Linked DNA regions of Mus musculus: region 2 is linked to region 1. Evidence: chromatin loops called from intact Hi-C (ENCODE). Cell type or tissue: left cerebral cortex. All regions are shown on one strand. Links, peaks and the distances in the headings refer to the core of each region. The heading gives the core; the rest is flanking DNA.

Region 1 (4,342 bases), core at 1-4,000:
AGGACAGCCAGGGCTACATATAAGGACCCTGTCTCAAAATGGGGAGGAGGGCGGCTGGAGAGATGGCTCAGCAGTCACAAGCATTTGCTTCCTGGTCGAGGACCCAGCAGAGCACATGGCAACTCACAACAATCTTTAACTCCAACTCCAGGGGGGTCTGATACCTCTGGCCTAGGCTGACAGCTGCTCTTACAGACCCACATGTTAGGCACATAATTAAAAACGAGGAAAATGTTTAAAAATAAAAAGACGTCATGCTCAAGTACTTCTAGCATGTAATTTGGCCTAACTTTAAGTGTCTCAGCCAATCTGACTTACACAAAACCAAACAACCGAATTTAAGAATCTCTTTTTTGTTAATTAGTAAAAATTCACATTTCCAAAACAAATGTTAACTTGAAAGTGCACGATGGCCGCTCAGTGGTGGGGCACTCTTTTAATCCCAGCACTTGGGAGGCAGAGGCAGGCGGATTTCTGAGTTCGAGGCCAGCCCGTTCCACAGAGTGAGTTCCAGGACAGTCGGGCCTATACAGAGAAACCCTATAGAAAGAAAGAGAGAGAGAGAGAGAGAGAGAGAGAGAGAGAGAGAGAGAAGAAAGAAAGAAAGAAAGAAAGACAGAAAGAAAGAGGAGAAAGTGCACGATGTGCCCGTAGATCACACAGTTCTAAGAACCATTGCATTTTTCCTCTAGAAATCAAAGCTTAGGCTATACATTTAAAGCTCAAGCCAGAGTCTGTACCACTGCTGTGTCAAGGAGCAAGGGGGAATGTGAAAGGCTGTTGCTGTAGTGAAGAGATTGCTCAATCGTTCCCTTTTGGGGTCTCCCGTGGATTATTATCTCAACCTGACAGACCAGTTAGGCTGGTTTTTACTTGCTACTCAAACCCAGAACAGTCTAAGTTTACTTAAAAAGTAAATCAAACTTTACTGAAGCAGTCTCGGATAAGAGCTTGCCTCGAAAACAATAGGAAAATACCCTAAGTCAGAGCGGACCTGGGTTAGCTGTAAGCACTGACTAGGTGTATCAAACTCCAGAGCGAGGGAGGTTTCATTTCCACCACAGCGAGGAAGACAGAATGCCTCAAGTGAAAACTGGAGACTAAAAGTGCTTTTGGGGACGCGAGCTCTTTTGCCACTCCTGATTTCAGGTCGTACATTTAATTCAGGACAAGATGGCATGTGGTTTCCAGGCACAGAATACATGAATTCGTTGTTTTTCTCTTATCCTTCGCGAGCCCGGCTCTTAAGATTTAAGCTTGCATTCCAAGGCAAGGGCTCACTGCATGACTTCCTAGAACAGAACACGAAGCCTCAAGCCCACTTCCTAAAGTAATTACAAAGCAAGCAGAAAACCCCATGGGGCTGGACCCTGCTGCCTCCTTCGGAAATCCTTCCGGGCGAGGGACCCCGGCTCAGCCCAGAACAAATCATCACCGGTCCAGCAGGAGGGTGGGGACGGCGTTCCGGTGGCGCGCTCGCTCGCCACAAGGCGGAACTGTACCGTCCCGGGCTGCGACCCGCCGAGACCTCCGCTCGCCCGCGCCCCGGCTCCGCTGTCCACCGTGCGGCTGGAGCGGCGGGCCGAGGCCGGTAGCCCCAGGGCCGAGGGTGAGGCCCTGCCCAGCACGAGGGCCGCGGGTCGGCGCGGCCTCCTCCCTACCTTCTCCTCGCCGTCGTAGACGCGCACCCCGCGCTGCTGGATAACCAGGGTCTCGTTGATCTCCAGGAGGCCGCTGGTCCACACGAAGCGGTCCATGGCCGCCACCCGGCCGGCTTCTGCCGCTCGCCGGTGCTCCCGGGCTGCGAGCGGCGCTCCCTGGTGGCCGGCGGGGGTGGGGCGCCCCGACACGGACAGGCGGCGCCCCCTGGCGGCTGCCACTCGCGTGCACATTTGCTCCCCTGTCACTGCCAAACTTGTTGACATGCTTGTTAAAAGCTGTAAATAAGGACTTTTTTTTTATTTCTTCCCAAATAAGTGTTGACAGCAGAGGTTGTGTTTAATATATCTGTAACCAGCATATTATGTAATACACTCTTCTCCGGTTTTTGTTTTAGTCTAATTTTTATTACATTCTGTTTATTTTATGAGGGTTTGTGTGCGTCGGGAACATGCAAGGGCTAGCCTGTGGGAGTCAGAGGATGTTTAATGAGAGCTGCTCCTTTGACCGTGTGGATCTTGGGAGATCAAACTTAGGTTATGAGGCTTAGCAGCAGGCTCCCTTACCAGCTGAACCACCTCACCCACCTACCCACCCACCTTTAAAAAATGACCAATAGCTCCAGATAGATGGAGGTGACATGGAAATAAAGCACCAAACATGCATTTAATGCGACAGATATACATGAAGGCAATATACCCATACACATAAAAAATAATTTTCTTTTTTGTATTAATCATTTTATTCATTTACATTGGAAATTATATTCCCCCGTCCCAGTTACACGTCCACAACCCCTCATCCCATCTCCCCTTCTCCTCCGTCCCCTTTGCCTCTATGAGGGTGCTCCTCCACCCACTCACCTACTCCTGCCTACACTGGAGCATCAAACCTCCGCAGGACCAGGGGCCTCCCCTCCTATTGATGTCAGATAAGGCCATCATCTGCTACATATGGTTTACAATGGTTGGCTGAGAGCATCCCCCTCTGTATTTGTCAGGCTCTGGCAGAGCCTCTCAGGAGACAGTTATATCAGGCTTCTGTCAGCAAGCACTTCTTGGCATCCACAATAGTGTCTGGGTTTGGTAACTGTATATGGGATGGATTCCCAGGTGGGGCAGTCTCTGGATGGTCTTTCCTTCACTCTCTGCTTCACACTTTGTCTCTGTAACTCCTTCCATGGATATTTTGTTCCCCCTTCTAAGAAGGATTGAAGTATCCACACTTTGGTCTTCCTTCTTCTTGAGCTTCATGTGGTCTGTGAATTGTATCTTGGGTATTCTGAGCTTTTGGGCTAATATCCAGTTATCAGTGACTGCATACCACGTGTGTTCTTTTGTGGGTTACCTCATTCAGGATGATATTTTCTAGTTCTGTTTGCCTAAGAATTTCATGAAGTCATTATTTTTAATAGCTGAATAGTACTTCATTGTGTAAATATACCACATTTTCTGTATCCATTCCTCTGTTGAAGGACATCTGGGTTCTTTCCAGCTTCTGGCTGTTATAAATAAGGCAGCTGTGAACATAAAGGAACATGTGTCCTTGTTATATGTTGGAACATCTTTTGGGTATATGCCCAGGAGTGGTATAGCTGGGTCTTCAGGTAGAACTATTTCCAATTTTCTCAGGAACCACCAGATTGATTTCCAAAGTGGTTTTATCAGCTTGCAATCCTAACAGCAATGGATGAGTTTCTCTTTCTCTACATCCTTGCCAGCATCTGCTGTCACCTGAGTTTTCTTTTTTTTTTTTTTTTTTTTTTTTTTTTTTTTTTTTAGACAGGGTTTCTCTGTGTAGCTCTGGCTGTCCTGGAACTCACTTTGTAGACCAGGCTGGCCTCAAACTCAGAAATCTGCCTGTCTCTGCCTCCCGAGTGCTGGGATTAAAGGCGTGAGCCACCACGCCCGGTTTGAGTTTTCAATCTTAGCCATTCTGATTTGTGTGAGGTGGAATCTCTCAAATTCATCTGGAATAACAAAAAAACTCAGGATATCAAAAACAATTCTTAACAATAAAAGAACTTCTGTGGGGATCACCATCCCTGACCTCAAGCTGCATTACAGAGTAATAGTGATAAAAACTTCATGGTATTGGTAGAGTGACAGGCGGGTAGATCAATGGAATAGAAAATGGAATAGAATTGAAGACTCAGAAATAAACCCACACACCTATGGTCACTTGATCTTTGACATAGAAGCCAAAACCATCCAATGGAAAAAAAGACAGCATTTTCCACAAATAGTGCTGGTTCAGGTGGCAGTCAACATGTAGAAGGATGCAAACTGATCCATTCTCATCTCCCTGTACAAAGCTCAAGTCCATGTAGATCAAGGACCTCCACATAAAACCAGATACACTGAATCTAATAGAAGAGAAAGTGGGGAGAACCTTAAATACACCTACACAGGGGAAAATTTCTTGGACACCAATGGCTTAGACTCTAAAAATTGACAAATGGGATCTTATAAACTTGAAAAGGCAAAGGACAATAACAATAGGACAAAATGGTAACCCACAGATTGGAAAAAGATCTTTACCAACCCTACATCTGATAGAAGGCTAATAACCAAACTACACAAAGAACTCAAGAAGTTAGACTCCAGAGAACTAAATAACCCTATTTAAAAATAGGCTACAAAGCTAAACAAAGAATTCTCAACTGAGGAATCTCTAATGTCTG
Region 2 (4,392 bases), core at 182-4,181, 200 kb after region 1:
GTATATACTATCTAGGCAGTGAGGACCAGGCTCATCAGGACCACAAGCCTAGCTCAGCCCCCCTGGAGAGCTCCAACCAGATCTCTCCTATACTAAGAGCTCCCATAACACCTGGAGTTAGGCAGCACACATGGGCCGTGTAAGCCTAAGGCTCCTTCAGACGAGTCTGTTCTCTGCCTGGTGTAGCTGGCATCCTTGGTACTGGAACTGCCTGCCCTCTATCTTCTGAGGGTAGAATTAGTGCCTTGGGTCTGATGCTCTGGCTCCTGCATATCTGCCCGCCTAAAGGTGGCGCCCTGGTTTGCAGCCCAATGCAAGAGCTACCCAGCATCCCTATTTACTCTGAAAAGAATGCCATCCTGCTTAGAGCCACACCTACAGACTCACATGTGCCGCTCTCAACCAGCTGGAGAGATACCTCAGAGCCTGACCATAGTTCATTTTCCTATGGGGTCCAGGTCCTTGCCTCTCAGGGCACCCTATACAGCCATGCCATAACCTGTAGTGTATAAAGCACTGTTCCCTGGGAGGTGTATGCATAAGGGCACACCCCTGTCACTCAGTGGGGTCCAGTGAAGTTTGTCACAAATGCTTAGTGTGTGTGCCTGGGGGGAGTTTTCCCACCAGAAGAGAGTGAAGTTCTCAATAGAGAGCTGTCTGCTGCTGAGGAGACATCTAAAGGAGGGACACCCACAGCGCCCTCCCCCCTCCCCAGTGAAAATGTTCCTGTTGTCAGCTATGACTATGTGATTGGAGTGGCTTCAGAGGGCAGGGATGGGGCCAGCTTAACTGAGCGAGTGGCTGAGCCACCCGGAACAGACTAGCAGAAATGGGTTACTCTCATTTGTGACATTAAAAGAAAAAAAGCCACAAAACTCCTTTATAGGATGTCACTTATTGGCCATGGCAGTGTTAGTCTTTTTTTTTTTTTTTTTTTTTGTAGGTTTCTCACCTCTTTTCCCCACAAAAATAGCACCGTAACTACCTACCGTCTACGACTGAAAACAAGAAAACAGGGTCCGAGGGCCTCGGTGTCTTCCCAGGAACTCACAGCCAATGTGCCGTTCAGAGGGTTCCGAAGGCCTTTCTGTAATTCCGCTGCTGCCTTACAGTATCAGTTTGCTCGGTGAGAGTAAACTGGACGAGGGTCCTTTTGTTGCTGCACGAGCAAACGCGACAGGAGCTGGATGAGTTGCATCAGGTTAGGATGCAGTGGTCACGAGGTTACTACCCATCACTTGGGATGGCTGCTTTGGGTTTTGCACCTTAGCGGTGCTTGCTGAGCTTTATCTTCTAAAACCCGGGAGTATAGGGATCTATTGCGCTCTTGGTATCCGCAACCCTTCCACTCCCTCTCCAGCGACCTCCTCCCACTGACGTCATCTACTCGGTCTATAGTTCTGTTCTTACAGAATAAGTCTTGTTTTGGAATAAGGTAATCATTTTCTAAAGAATCTAATTGTATTGATTTTTAAACCTTCTGAGAATGTAAGCATCATGTTCACATGTAGACATGAAAATATTTATATAATTGTACAAATAAATAACTTTTTAGATGTTCAAAGAGTCAGGTTTTTTTTCTTTTTTTTAATGGCCAGAGAACAATTCCCTCTTCAAAACTTTCCATGAAGCACGAGGATAAAGTTGTATCTTTTCATCCAGGAGTTGCCTGTGGCTTGCTTATTCTGTCTGTATGGCTCATGTTACCGGATTGCTGGGGACTTCTTTGGAGGGACAGAGAATGATAGGATTCTAGCAGTGGGGACACGAGGTGGTGGGAACCCTCTTGCCTTGCCCTGGTCTGAACCACTCTGCTGAGTCTAGAGTAGTATTAGTATTAGAGTAGTATTAGTCTAGGTAGCATTAGGACCGCAGAGAAGGAAGCCTTTGCTGAAGTCGCTGCCTCAAGCTCTGACTGTGCCCAGAACCTCACTGCTTGGTCTCTAGCACACCCTAGAGGACTTTACAGTCAGGGCATGAGGTCTCCACAGACCGTTGTGGAAGGAGTGTCGGTGCTCCTGTGGGGAGGATTTAGCAAGCATCCCTGAAAGGTTTCTCAGGCATCTGGCTGAATCCGAGCATCTTCTCTTGCTCCTGGTAAACTGAAGAATTAAGATGGGATTACCTCTATAAGAAATGACTGATAATTCTAATTTTCAGTGGCATCTGGAAATTGGCATGTTAAAAACAGATATCTAAACTATTGAGCTAGTTTAATAAAGAACTTGGATTAATAAAGGTGACTTTCACCTGAAAGGTTACTTGATTAAAGGATTTGGGGAGATTAGGGGCTTTAAAAACCCATGTAGGGGGCTGGAGTAGTAGGTTCAATCCCCTGTACAAATAAAATAAAATAGGATTACCTAAGACAAATTCTGTAATGTACATAAAGTCCCTGAATTATAAAAGGCTCATTTGCATACACCCATAATTCCACCTTTCCTTGGAGCACATACACAGAGGAATAGAGTAAGTGGCCTACTGGTCCTTTTTTTCCCTTTTCAGGTGTGTGTGTAAACTGCTTGGCATTGGTGGAGAAGGAACTGCTCTGCTGAAGTTTCACACTGGGCTTGCACAAGGCTGGAAGCACCATTGTTTGGGGTTACTGCATGGAGAGAGAGGTCTGCTGTCTGCCCTTGTTCTTCATATAAAGACAGTGACCACAGCTGAGGTTACAGAGTAGAATGTAAGAAGGTTACATAATACTGAGAAATCCCAGAGTTGCTTTTTTTTTCCTATTCAAAAAGATGAACAAAAATGTAAAAGCATCCGTTCAAACATTTCAAAATGAAATAAGATTGATGGAAATTTAACATTTTTTTCTCTGGGGTAGAAATGGCTATTATATTATATCAGCATAAGGAAAAATGAACCAAGAGGGTATAACTTGGTAGACCTCTTGACTAACATGTGCAAGATCCCTGGTTTGAGCCCAGTGCCAATAAAACTGTTTAACTGTTTGTCTTAGTTAGGATTTTATTGCTGTGAACAGATACCATGACCAAGGCAAGTCTTATAAAGGACAACATTTAATTGGGGCTGGCTACAGGTTCAGAGGTTCAGTCCATTATCATCAAGGTGGGAAGCATGGCAGCATCCAGTCAGGCATGGTGCAGGAGGAGCTGAGAGTTCGACATCTTCCATCTGAAGGCTGTTAGGAGAATACTGGCTTCTAGGCAACTAGGAATAGGGTCTTAAAGCTCTTGCCCACAATGACATACCTACTCCAACAGAGCCACACCTTCTAATAGTGCCACTCCCTGGGCCAAGCATATACAGACCATAACATTCCACTCCCTGGCCCCATAGGCTTCTTCAAACACACAAGTCTATGGGGGCCATATATAGACATAGCTTAATAAAAAGGTACATGTAGTCCGACTTCCAAAATCCCCATAGACTATAGCAGTATCAGCAATATTAAAAGTCCAAAGTTAAAAGTCCCTTCTGGAGCTAGGGGAAGGCCTGAAGAAGCTGAAGGGGATTGCAATCTCATAGAAGAACAATATCAACTAACCAGACCACCCAGAGCTCCCAGAGACTAAACCATCAACCAAAGAGTACACATGGAGAGATCCATGGCTCCAGTTACATATGTAGCTGTGGGTGGCCTTTTCTCACATCAATGGGAGGGGAGGCCCTTGGTCCTGTGGTGGCTTGATGCTAGCAAAGGGGGATGCTAGAACAGTGAGGCAGGAGTGGGTGAGTGGGTGGAGGGGCACCCTCATAGAGGCGGAGGGGAGAGGGAAGAGGGGAGATGGGATGGGAGGTTTGTGAAGGGGTAACTTGGAAAAATTTGAAATGTAAATGAATAAAATATTAACTAAAAATGTCTCTTCTGACATTCATCCAAGCACTTAACTGTAACCTGGGAAGCAAGACAGGAAACCAGCTGGGCAAACTCCAAAGTCTGCATCTCCATGTCTGATGTCAAAGCAGTCTTCAGATCTCCAACTCCTTTTTCATCTTTGTTGACAGCAACAAACTTCTTTCTCCTGGGCTGCTTCTTCCACTCCCTGTTAGCAGCTTTCCTCAGCAAATATCCTTTGGCTCTGGCATCTCAAATATCTTTGAGCCTCCAAGGCAAACTTCAAAGTTTTAGCTTCTTGTTTCAATGTCTGGGATCCACATATGATCTTCTGGGCTCTTTCAAAGGGCTGGTGTCACTTCTCCAGCTCTGCCCTCTGTAGCACTCTAGGCTCAGGTTGATCCACTCCACTGTGCTGTTGTTCTTGGTGATCATCCCATTGTACTGGCATCTCCAATACACTGGGGTCTTCCACTGCAGCTAGGCTTCACCAATAGCCTCTCACAGGCTCTCTGTATGGTGCCAAGCCTCAAATCCTTTGCATGACCCTTTCAGTTTTGGGCTGTCAACTGCAACTGAAGCTG

The links. Peaks named below come from ENCODE experiments on the same cell type or tissue, not always from the same donor. Only the 100,000 strongest peaks of a DNase experiment are listed, where the experiment ranks them.
Region 2: it touches region 1 in a loop (3-fold over the local background); 1 of 42 quality-filtered maps calls a loop at or near these places.

The regions. Positions count from the first base shown.
Region 1 is chr8:22,190,286-22,194,627 of GRCm38, reverse strand. It overlaps Vps36 (vacuolar protein sorting 36), which reads right to left and starts at 1,795. Exons shown (of 14, transcript NM_027338.2): 1 at 1,662-1,795. The coding sequence starts at 1,757. In left cerebral cortex, for the core only: CTCF peaks have their summits at 1,618 and 1,850 (motif pointing left); DNase peaks (open chromatin) are centred at 1,475 and 1,802; H3K4me3 peaks cover 1,296 bases; H3K27ac peaks cover 1,179 bases.
Region 2 is chr8:21,989,957-21,994,348 of GRCm38, reverse strand. It overlaps Atp7b (ATPase, Cu++ transporting, beta polypeptide), which reads left to right. Exons shown (of 21, transcript NM_007511.2): 21 at 1. Among named protein-coding and RNA genes, the nearest start is that of Ccdc70, 22 kb to the right of the region's middle. In left cerebral cortex, for the core only: CTCF peaks have their summits at 228 and 1,966; a DNase peak (open chromatin) is centred at 1,953.